Regions from separate parts of the Homo sapiens genome. Here region 2 is linked to region 1. A link is a contact called in ENCODE Hi-C data. All regions are on one chromosome and are shown on one strand. The core of a region is the stretch at or near the end of the contact, and the rest is flanking DNA. Distances in the headings are between cores, read along the strand shown.

Region 1 (4,871 bases), core at 1,494-3,993:
CTCACTCCACATGCTCTGCGGTGATGTGACCAACTGCCCCTCAGTGACAGGCAGGAAACAGAGGCAAAGTGGGCTCACAGGTAGGAAACAGAGGCAAGGTGTCTTGCTCAGAGGCCAACAGGTACAGGCCCAAGTCCTCTTATTCCCAGCACAGTGCTCACAAGACAGTAGGCTGAGCAATAGGGGGTCCTGGAAGCTGATGCCATTCCTAGGGTGGTGCCTGGTGGGTAAGGGCAAGTTTGTGGAGGAGGAAAGAGAGAGAGAGAGAAAGAAAGAGAGAGAAACTGAATTGGTGTTTGAATTCAATAGGGCAGATAAAAGTAAGAAGACCAGGTACAAGAATGTAGAGTAGAAAACAAAGACACTTGAATCTGTGCTGACATTAGTGACTTGCTTGATCAATGAGTTGTGAAAGTAACACTCTGGAACTTCTAGGGTGAGGTCCCATTTGAGTCCAGTCAACCCACGAAACATGAGCCATCATAATAAACTGCTGTTTGCAGTCTTTAAGAATGGGCATAGTTTGTCATGCAGCAATTGATAATCCAAACAGACTCCATTATGCAATAGTCCTTTATTGTACTTATTACTTTCTGGCCTGGACCCGTAGGTTGTGAGCCTGGGAACTCCCACCTTAGAGTTCTGTAATTGCTAGAGATTGATGTCACACACCTATCTCAACCAGCACTTACCCATCAGGAGTGTTCGTAGTGCACACACACATATTCAGCTGGTTTCTGTTGGCCAAACCTTTTTTCCTGGGGAAAGAGGGGCCCTCTCCAGCCCTTCCTAACCTTTATCCACCTCAGAGATATGCAGATGAGTTCCTGAGGCCTGCAGGTGCCCTGCAAAGAGGTGTGCCATGTATACTAAGGCATGTTAATTCAGTTTTTTCTACTTTAATAACTGGATTTCCTTCATATTCCTAAAAGACTTTTAAAGGAAGTTAAGTGAGGGTGTTCCACTTTAGAATTTCTTTCTTTTTTTTTTTTTTGATACAGAGTCTCACATTCTGTCACCCAGGCTGGAGTGCAGGGGCACGATCTTGGCTCACTGCAACCTCCACCTCCCAGGTTCAAGCAATTCTCCTGCCTCAGCCTCCCTAGTAGCTGGGAATATAGGAGTGCACCACCTCGCCTGGCTAATTTTTGTATTCTTAGTAGAGATGGGGTTTCACCATGTTGTCCAGGCTGGTCTCAAACTCCTGACCTCAGGTGATCTACCCACCTCAGCCTCCCAAAGTGCTGGGATTACAGGCATGAGCCACCACACCCAGCCTTACTTTCAAATTTCTAAGGGGTACAGTGGCATCACTGTGGCCATACCCTGGTGGGAGAGCATCTAGGACCTGTGACTGTCACCCTAGGGACCCATCCTGAACCCTCATGCTGCCAGCACATGTCTTCTAGCCCTGCACTCTCTCTGACCTCACCTATCTTCCTTCCTTCCTTCCTCCCTGCATTCTTGCATTTGATCTTCTTTTATCACCAATCTAACCTTTTGAATTTCATCACCAATTCAGTTTCTGTCTTTCTCTCTCTCTCTCCAAGCTAGGCCTCACCCACCTGGCACCACCCTGGGAATGGAGCCCCCTCCAGGAGCCCCCGGTGCTCGGCCCAATTCTCTGTGATCCCTGTACTAGGAGTTAGAAGAACTGGGCCTGCGACTGGTGGTGCCATCAATATATCGACGGCCTTGCAGCAAGATGCTTTAGCTCTGTTTCCTCGTCTGGAGACTTAAGGAGAGGCCTGATTCCTGGGCCACATCCAGCGTCACATTCTGTCTTCCACATTCGCCTCCATTGCTCTACTCTGCGCTTCACCCACGGGCCATGCTTCTCTCTCTCACACCCGGGCCAGCTGCCCAAGGGCCTCCTAAGTGCACCCCATCTGGGATAGGTAGCAATAAGGTTCCACTGCAAATATATTTTATTCTTTTCTTCTTAATATACTATTTGCACTCTACCCTGAACTGTTTCAGAAATCTCAGTGAATAGCTGCAAAGATTAAGCCCAACCTTGCTGTAATTTTGGTATTTCAAAAAAGCAATTGCTTCATCCATCATTTAGCTCCGTTCCACCCTAATCAGATCAAGATCACATAATCACCTTTTTCATAACTCGGCAAAACATTTGAGTTCAAATAATGCCTTTACCAAGACCCTGATCTATTGTTTCCAACAATTAAATAGCATTCGTATCAGAGAAGGCCATCTTTTTCCTGCCCAGGCCAGGGCCCTACTTTGGAGGAGTCATACACAGACAGGAAGCCGCGCCCCTTCCTCTTCCTCCACCTGGCCTCCTTGCCAGGACTTGGCTCCGGAAAAGGCCTCTGTGGTCCTAGCTGCTCCGTCTCTGCTCTGTGGGACCTAGGAGCAGGCAGCGTGGAGCTGTCCATGTCATTTGAGGTCTGGCCTCTGCACAGAATCCGGTCCCTGAGTGGGGCCCTCCCACTCCAGCGTTGATCTCATTCTTCTTCCCGAAACCTGCCGGGCCAGCACGGCTCACAAATGCTATCAGCATTCTGCTTCTTCCCTTGCAGATATGCATGGGAACAACTTCTGAATATAAAGACATTAAACAATGAACATTGTTTGCGATAGAATTAGGGCTAAAGCCTGAGCAAAGAGTTGGACGAAATACATCTTTATCTGCACTGTCTCTGATTTAAACAAGGCATAAGATGTTTGTTCAAAACGCTGGCCATATCTGGCTGTGCCTGCCTTTATGAGTCCCTACCCCGCCCCCTCCCATCAGCAGCTGGGAAAAAATGACGTCTTCTCCTGAAAGCAGATGACTTTCCTGCTCTTCTCAGGACACTCTCCCACCAGCAGCAGCCCCGGGGGGTTTCTGAGGGTGGTTGCTGTGTCCTGCTTAAGCTGCCCTGGCTGCTGTCACCAGGCCGGCCACCATTTCTGGGTGGCACAGGTGGGGAGTGCTGCTTTCCCCCAGTCAGAAGAATTTGGCAATAGCCCCCCATCTTCCCAGGCCTCTCTGATCTCTGGTTCCATTTTAATTGAATCCTTTGCAGAATATGCTGGTAACCGATTATACCAGCAAAGTCATCAGAGTGATATTTACATGTCATTAATAAGGCCAGGGAGGAAGGGATGGTGGGGGAAGCTGTGACAGGGGAAGAGGAGAGGGAGGAGAGCAGCTCAGGGCAGAGTGTGGACTGGGGCCAGGTCCTCAGGTTGTGAGTCTGGAGCGAGTCAGACACCTGGCCGGGGAGGGAAAGTGGATGGGTCTTAAATAGTGAGTTCCTTTCAGCATCGTCCTTTTGTTTCTTGCCCATCCTCAGTATCCTGAGCCCCCAGAGCCCTCTGACCTTCCTGATCATTTCCTTGTGTCTTGCAGATAAAAGAAGAAGGCAACCTGCATTTGTGTGCAAGCCTGTGTTTGCCTGCGGCCCTCATGCCCTCTGTCCCCACACCTAGATGGATGCTTCCTGAAAAGGTGTTCTCAGTAGCCACTGTGCTCCTCCGGTGGAACCCCTACCCCCCCACTGTCTGCACAATCCATCTGAGAAACCACACACGTGAGAAGGGGCACAGGATCAGCCAGGCAGATAAGGAGCCATGGCTTGCTGCAGCGGGGGACCCTCCTCACTTTGAGGGTAGCGGCCTTGTTGATAGTCGCATCTTCCTCAGCACCTGCGTGTACGGTCCTGTCCGCTGGAATGGCTCCTGCACACTGGAATGGGAGAGGGTGAAGTCTTTTCTGGGAGTTGCTTTCCAGGGAGGTCAAAGAACCCAGCTGTGCTCTAACTTTTTTTTTTCATTGATTTAGAAATATTTCAGGGAAATGGGGTCCAAACAGTGGCACAGAGTAAACATTAATAATAAGGGACCTACGATGTGAGTGCTGTAAACACGCCCAGGCCCCTGCATGCCTTGGACTTACGGGCTTTTCTGCCTGCCCATCATGGTAACTCCACTGAGCCTGATGGGCATGACCTAAATAGGGCACCTATTTAGCTTTCCTCATAGGAATGGGTGCTTGGCTCCATACACACATCTGTAATAATCAGGCGCCCTGATCACAATACAGCGGTGCAGCAGGAATACGCACGCTCCGTTCAGCGAGCACCCTGAAAACCATTACACTGCTAATTATAAACACAGGCTGCCAAAGCCCAGCTTCCTTCTATTCTTCTTACATCCTGCAGATGGCCAAACTTAGGAACTCGTCATCTGATTCCCCTGGAATGGCAGCTGGTGGCTTGATCTGTCAGTGTTTGGGGTTGGGGCTGGATAGAATCTGTGATAGACCAGGTCTCTAATCACAGTGTGGTTTCCATCTCTAAATGGTCAAGGTAACATGGCACATCCCTCTGGTCTTGGCAAGAAAAAGAGCAGACCTCTTGGAACCCACAATGGAGCACTGCAGGTAGATAAATATGTAACCCTTTTTGTTCCTTGGGTGTCCCCAGCTCTACTATAGTTTTGTTCCAAAGGACCTTCCTGCCTTTGAATGTGACTCCCCAGAGTTGGGAGAGTTGCTTAGAAATGGTATGGGCTGATCATTTCATCAACCCAGAGGCATAAGCATGTGAACTTGGTCTAAACAGTCTTTTTTAAAACCAGAGCTTGGGATCAACTTTCAAGAACTATGGTGATTGGCTCCCTCCAGTCACCACAGTTCTTGAAAGTTGCATGGTGACAGCTCAGCCTCCTCCCTCCTGACTGGGTGCAGAGCATTGAAACTGTGTCCTTCCAAGCCCTGGGGAACAGAGCTGATTAATGGGTCTGGATATTTTTTTTCATTATTATTTTTAATATGGCTGGAAATCTGGCAGGCTGCAGGTATCCAGCAGAGAATCAAAATGAGAAAATGTTTAATACTGTTGGTTCAGGTTTCTAAGAGCAGAGGA
Region 2 (4,871 bases), core at 1,489-3,988, 380 kb before region 1:
CCCTTATCACCCCACATGGTGTGTGTGTTTTTACTTGGCTTCCCAAGAACAGATGAGCCCCAGAGGCTTACTGCAGAAACGCCCACCTGCTGCTGGCTGCCCAGGGGTCACTCCTTGACTATGGTAGCAAGACTGAAGGATACCCAACTTACATTTCTACAGTGGAACACAGAATTATGTCATTCTCCATAGGTGAAGCTGACCTTAGAGAACACTCAAAAGTATTGTGCAAATATGAAAAACTAAGGCTGATTCATCAAAAGCAATCCAGTCAACATCCAAAAACTCCTGATTCATCCGAGGGCACTCTTAGCACAGTAAGAGATGCCCAACACAGAATCCTGACCCTTGAGTTTAATTTAGTCAGGAATACAGAACACATGTGTGACCTACTATAATTCAACATTGTGACCAGAAGATGACATGGTATCAGAGATTACTAAAAGGCCTACTTCAGATTAGGAAGAACAAGGAAGAATTCACAGGGGAGAAGGCATTTAAGGTGTAGCTGGGAAGCTGGGAGAAGTTCTGAGAGGCACATACAGAGCATTCCAAAAGAGCCTTAACAGAGGACAGGTGGCCCGTTATGAGAAGGCCATGGTGTGTGTGTGGAATAAAAGTTTGCTGCAGCGCAAAGAATATTTAAAACATGGCTGAAGATCAGGCTACAAAGGTGGATGGGAGCAGCACAGGCCAAGCTGGGGTCCACACTGGGCAGGAAGGAGACTATTACACTGCCACATTGATGATTCCACAGGGCCATGCACAGCAGCCTGGCAAAAAAGGAGGGCAAAAACGTTGTCCCCCCTTTACAACACAAGGGAAGCCATCCGAATGATGTGGCTTGCCTGCAGTCCCAGAGCAGATGATGCCAGAGGTGGAATTTGACCACTGGTTTCCCAACCCCTAAGAGGCACATTTTCCTTATTGTATATATATATTGTATATTGTACATACAATTGTTATATACAATCATAGTGGGATGACTATTCCATGGATGCTCCTCACAAATCTACTACATAAGTAAATTGCATCTCTACTAAAAGGCACACATTAGATGTCATCCTTGAATTTTATAGCCAAACAGCACTGACATCTCAACACCACTGGAGATCCTTTACAGACTTATTAAGTAAAGATTTGATGGTAACAGAAACAAATTAATTAACAAAAGGCATGGAGAAGTGAGATTTATTTCCTCAAATTGATATCCGAGAAAATTTGCTCCCAGAATCAACTATGGATAATTCTGCCAAACAAATCAATCCTTTACAAACTAAAGCATGTTAATTAAGCAAGAGCACTTGGAGAGGCAATACACTGCACTAGGCATGTTTACAGAAGAATGAGGGATGCACAGAATTAACTGCTTGTTTGCTTTTCAATCTGCATCAGAAACCTAACTGGAGAAACCTAACCTAACACTGAAAGCAACCACAAGGAACCATCAAGAAAACAGACACAAGGCAAGGGTGCTCAGAGATCAAAATCTCTCTTCAAAATTGAAATGCTAATGTACTCCAGACTCGGAATTGCTGTACTAGAGAGGAAATTAATATCAAAGCTGGAACAGTATCTACTGTTCCACTCAGTAAGATGAAAACAATGGAGTTTGGCCAAACAGTACAAGGAAATATAGGAATCTGATACAACAGAGGAAATGAAGACAAATCTTGCAAAGAATTCAAAATGGAACAAAGTTGTGCAACTTACCCCTGTGCAAGTGGAACACTAGAGGGAGAACAAGTTTTGTGTTGAAAACTGTATGACCACAGCAGCCTCTCAGCTTAAAAGTCCATAGTCTTCAAACTCTCACCTTAGCTGCCCGCACAGCGAGCAGCAGGTAAAGGACCAGTGCAAAATAGAAAATCTGTAGAACAGCACAAATATAATTAGTGTAACCTATCACTTTTTGAAGGTAGGATTTTCTAAATAAAAGGCTTGGCTATGCTTTGGGCCAATGATATTTAAGAAAAGCAACCAAGAAATGAGGGCAGATTGTTTTCATCTCATTTTATTTCTAGACAGTTTAAAAGCCAAATGACACACATAGCACAAAATAAAATTCTTATACCTATCCTCATATCCTATTTTTGCTTCGGACCCAAATTCAGTCAGCCACCAACTCAGTTGCTCTTCCACATGGGCCACACATGCCCCTCTCCTCTGCTGTAGCAGGAAGACCACCCTTATCCATACCCCAAAAGGCTGTGCTGCCATTTTCTTATTCCTCTTCTCATTTCTGGTCTTCCTCCTCACTATATAAACATGCTGATTGAAGAGATCACAGTATCCAACTCCTGGAAGGAAACTTCAAAATAAAAAGCTAAGCTTGTTTTCCATACTCACCTCCAATAGAGCCTACTTTGAATCTTTCCAGTTCATCTTTTTTTTTTTTTCAGGCAGTCTCTGGTTTGTCTGTGTTTTTAATGATAATTCTACCCCTTCCTGTAGGGCTACGTGTCTCTCCACTACTACTAGTTGTTTGATTTGTCTGATTACTATCTTCAAATTCTTGGTCCCAAGTATTACAAAGTGTACCCTGGTAAATTTAAACAGAAGAGAGTTTCACCGAAGGGTCAGTGATAAATGGTAAGATTAGAGAAGCATGCTCCGGCAGGAGCCTGAAGAGGAGACACGCACAGGATTGGGCCACAGCACAGTCTGCTCAGGAACACGGACGCTCACGGCCACTCATCCAGCCTGTGCCCTTTGCAAAAGCCTCACAGTGAATAATCTCTAACTAGTTCAAAGTTCACATTCCCTGCATTAAGCTTCCAGTTGGCTGCATGGAGTCACAGATCCACATTCCAGCTACCAGGGAGCAGACAGAGGGACTATCCAGCTCTCTGTGGCCTCCTCAGAAAGAGGTAAGATCTGCCTCCCATGTGCCTTGGGATCCCCCCAAACATCACTGTCCACTCCTGATGCTTATTTCTTGAGAGAACAGACCATGAAATGAATAAACAACACTGATACAAGGATGCTATGACAGGGAGTGGGACTGCCAGTTCAATCAAAGGACTTGTTACCTCATTTTCAAGTGGCATGACTGCTTGGCAATTATTCCAGGTAATATGGAAAGGAGGCTGACATCTCAATACTGAGAGACAATGAAGACTGGCAGGGAGGGAACATCTTGGGAGCTAGAAGGCTGGCCTATGGTGAATAATCCTGGTGTCTGTTGGTTTACTCTTCACATACTCACTGTTCAGCTATTTTCTTGCTCTGTGTGTCCATATTTGTTTTAGATTCAAGTACCTAGAAGAGGATAATTTGTATTCTATGAAATTCTGCCTATAAGAAGCACACAGGAAATGTCGGGTAATTGCACAGGGTCTCTTTAAACTGCTTAGTACAAGATCCAGCAGAATGCTGTGCACATTAGGATTCTCAAAAATCATTCACTGATGACAAAAACTACAAGGTATATGATGAAAAGAGTAAAGAAGAAATAGAAAACCAAAACACAACCATACAACATGGGCTAAGACTTAAAATGTCAACTAATCTATATTCAACAAGAAGTTCTAAAGCATTTTCACATACTGGAAATATAAGCTTGTCATTTTGAAAAATAAAACACAATAAAAAGGAATACTGCACCCATAGAGATGTATGGGGTAGGCTTCCAGCATACACATGAACCATTACTTTACTGGTGCCAAAATGAAATAGGAGGAGATGGGTCAAAAGTGGAGAAGGGGGGAAAAGGTGAGTAAAGCCAAAAATCCAACAGTGTAGCAGGTCCCAAAATGAAATAATGTGTAGACAGCCAAAAAAAAAATAGAATTATAAATGAAGCCAACAGAAAATGGTATGACTCCACCAATAACATTAGCAAATACGGCCAAAACAAAATGATATGAACTAACACTAAACTGGCAGTTGAAAGAACAGTAAATTTAAGCATTTAAAACTTTTTAAAGGTGTTATGGCAAAGAAAGTCTGCAGTTACAGATAAACTCACTCTGTTGATTTAAACCTATTTATATTACATATAGTGAGTGAGAATGGAATTTGATACTTACTGATCTCTTACTACGTTGTGTTGACTTAACTTACCTCACTTAACACTCATACTCAACAACCCTACCATATAGGATGTACTGTGCTCATTTAGCTGATGGGCAAACTAAGGCTTCGAGAAAGAAAAGATTTCTCAAGATTATATAAGCAAGCTAATGATAGTAACTAGCACTCAAATCAAGATGTGTCTGCTTTCAAAGCTTATTTTCTTTCACTCTTAAAACACGCTGCTTCCTCTTAAAATGTAGAAAATAAATATATCTATACATATATATGTATAGATATACATATAATTCTGACTTTACTTTCAGTCAAAATGAAGAAAAATATCTACCTCTATACAATCAAAACAATACGGACACACATAGAAAAAGGAAACCCATATCCACCTCAATTTTTTTCTTTCACAAATGTAGAGATAACTTGCTGGCTCTCAATGGATGATTTACAAAACTACTAGTTTTTCCAAACAAACATGTTCAGTCAAATACATATGGCTAGAAAGAGACCTGTATCCCCTTCCAAACTGGTTTTGGTTCTCTACTAAACCAAAGGTTTGCAAGACTGCTCCTCCCCATCTCGTTCATCACATTACCAGAATCTGCCCCTCCCCCCAAATCATTAAACTCCTAAATAACTTTTTATTTTAAAGAGGGGTTAGACAGAAAGAATACTTACAAAAAATAAAAAGAAATAGATTTTAGACCAGGAATATCTATCAAAGTAACTAATAAACTTAGAAAACACATTCATTGCCAAGTGCCTAACTAAAAGGCCAAAAAACATCTAGGTACGTAGTTTTCTCTGAGTATTGTTTTCTATGACACACGAGTCTATGTCTA

Evidence for each region. A loop is a pair of places that touch in the nucleus more often than their neighbours do. Pooled maps may share reads with other maps.
Region 2: a loop to region 1 is called in a map of Caco-2, with 4 times the contacts of the local background. The contact joins two enhancer-like sites. A Hi-C loop is called at or near these places in 2 of 168 maps with a recorded cell type or tissue (Caco-2 and endothelial cell of umbilical vein) and 7 of 50 pooled maps.

What each region holds. Positions count from the first base shown.
Region 1 is chr18:7,368,471-7,373,341 of GRCh38, reverse strand. No RefSeq gene overlaps it. Among named protein-coding and RNA genes, the nearest start is that of LRRC30, 140 kb to the right of the region's middle. Within about 2 kb of position 2,743, at least 15 of the 41 ENCODE cell types and tissues checked have a DNase peak (open chromatin) inside an H3K27ac peak, as active enhancers do.
Region 2 is chr18:7,752,763-7,757,633 of GRCh38, reverse strand. All of the region lies in intron 1 of PTPRM (protein tyrosine phosphatase receptor type M), which reads right to left. Among named protein-coding and RNA genes, the nearest start is that of PTPRM, 190 kb to the right of the region's middle. Within about 2 kb of position 2,738, at least 6 of the 41 ENCODE cell types and tissues checked have a DNase peak (open chromatin) inside an H3K27ac peak, as active enhancers do.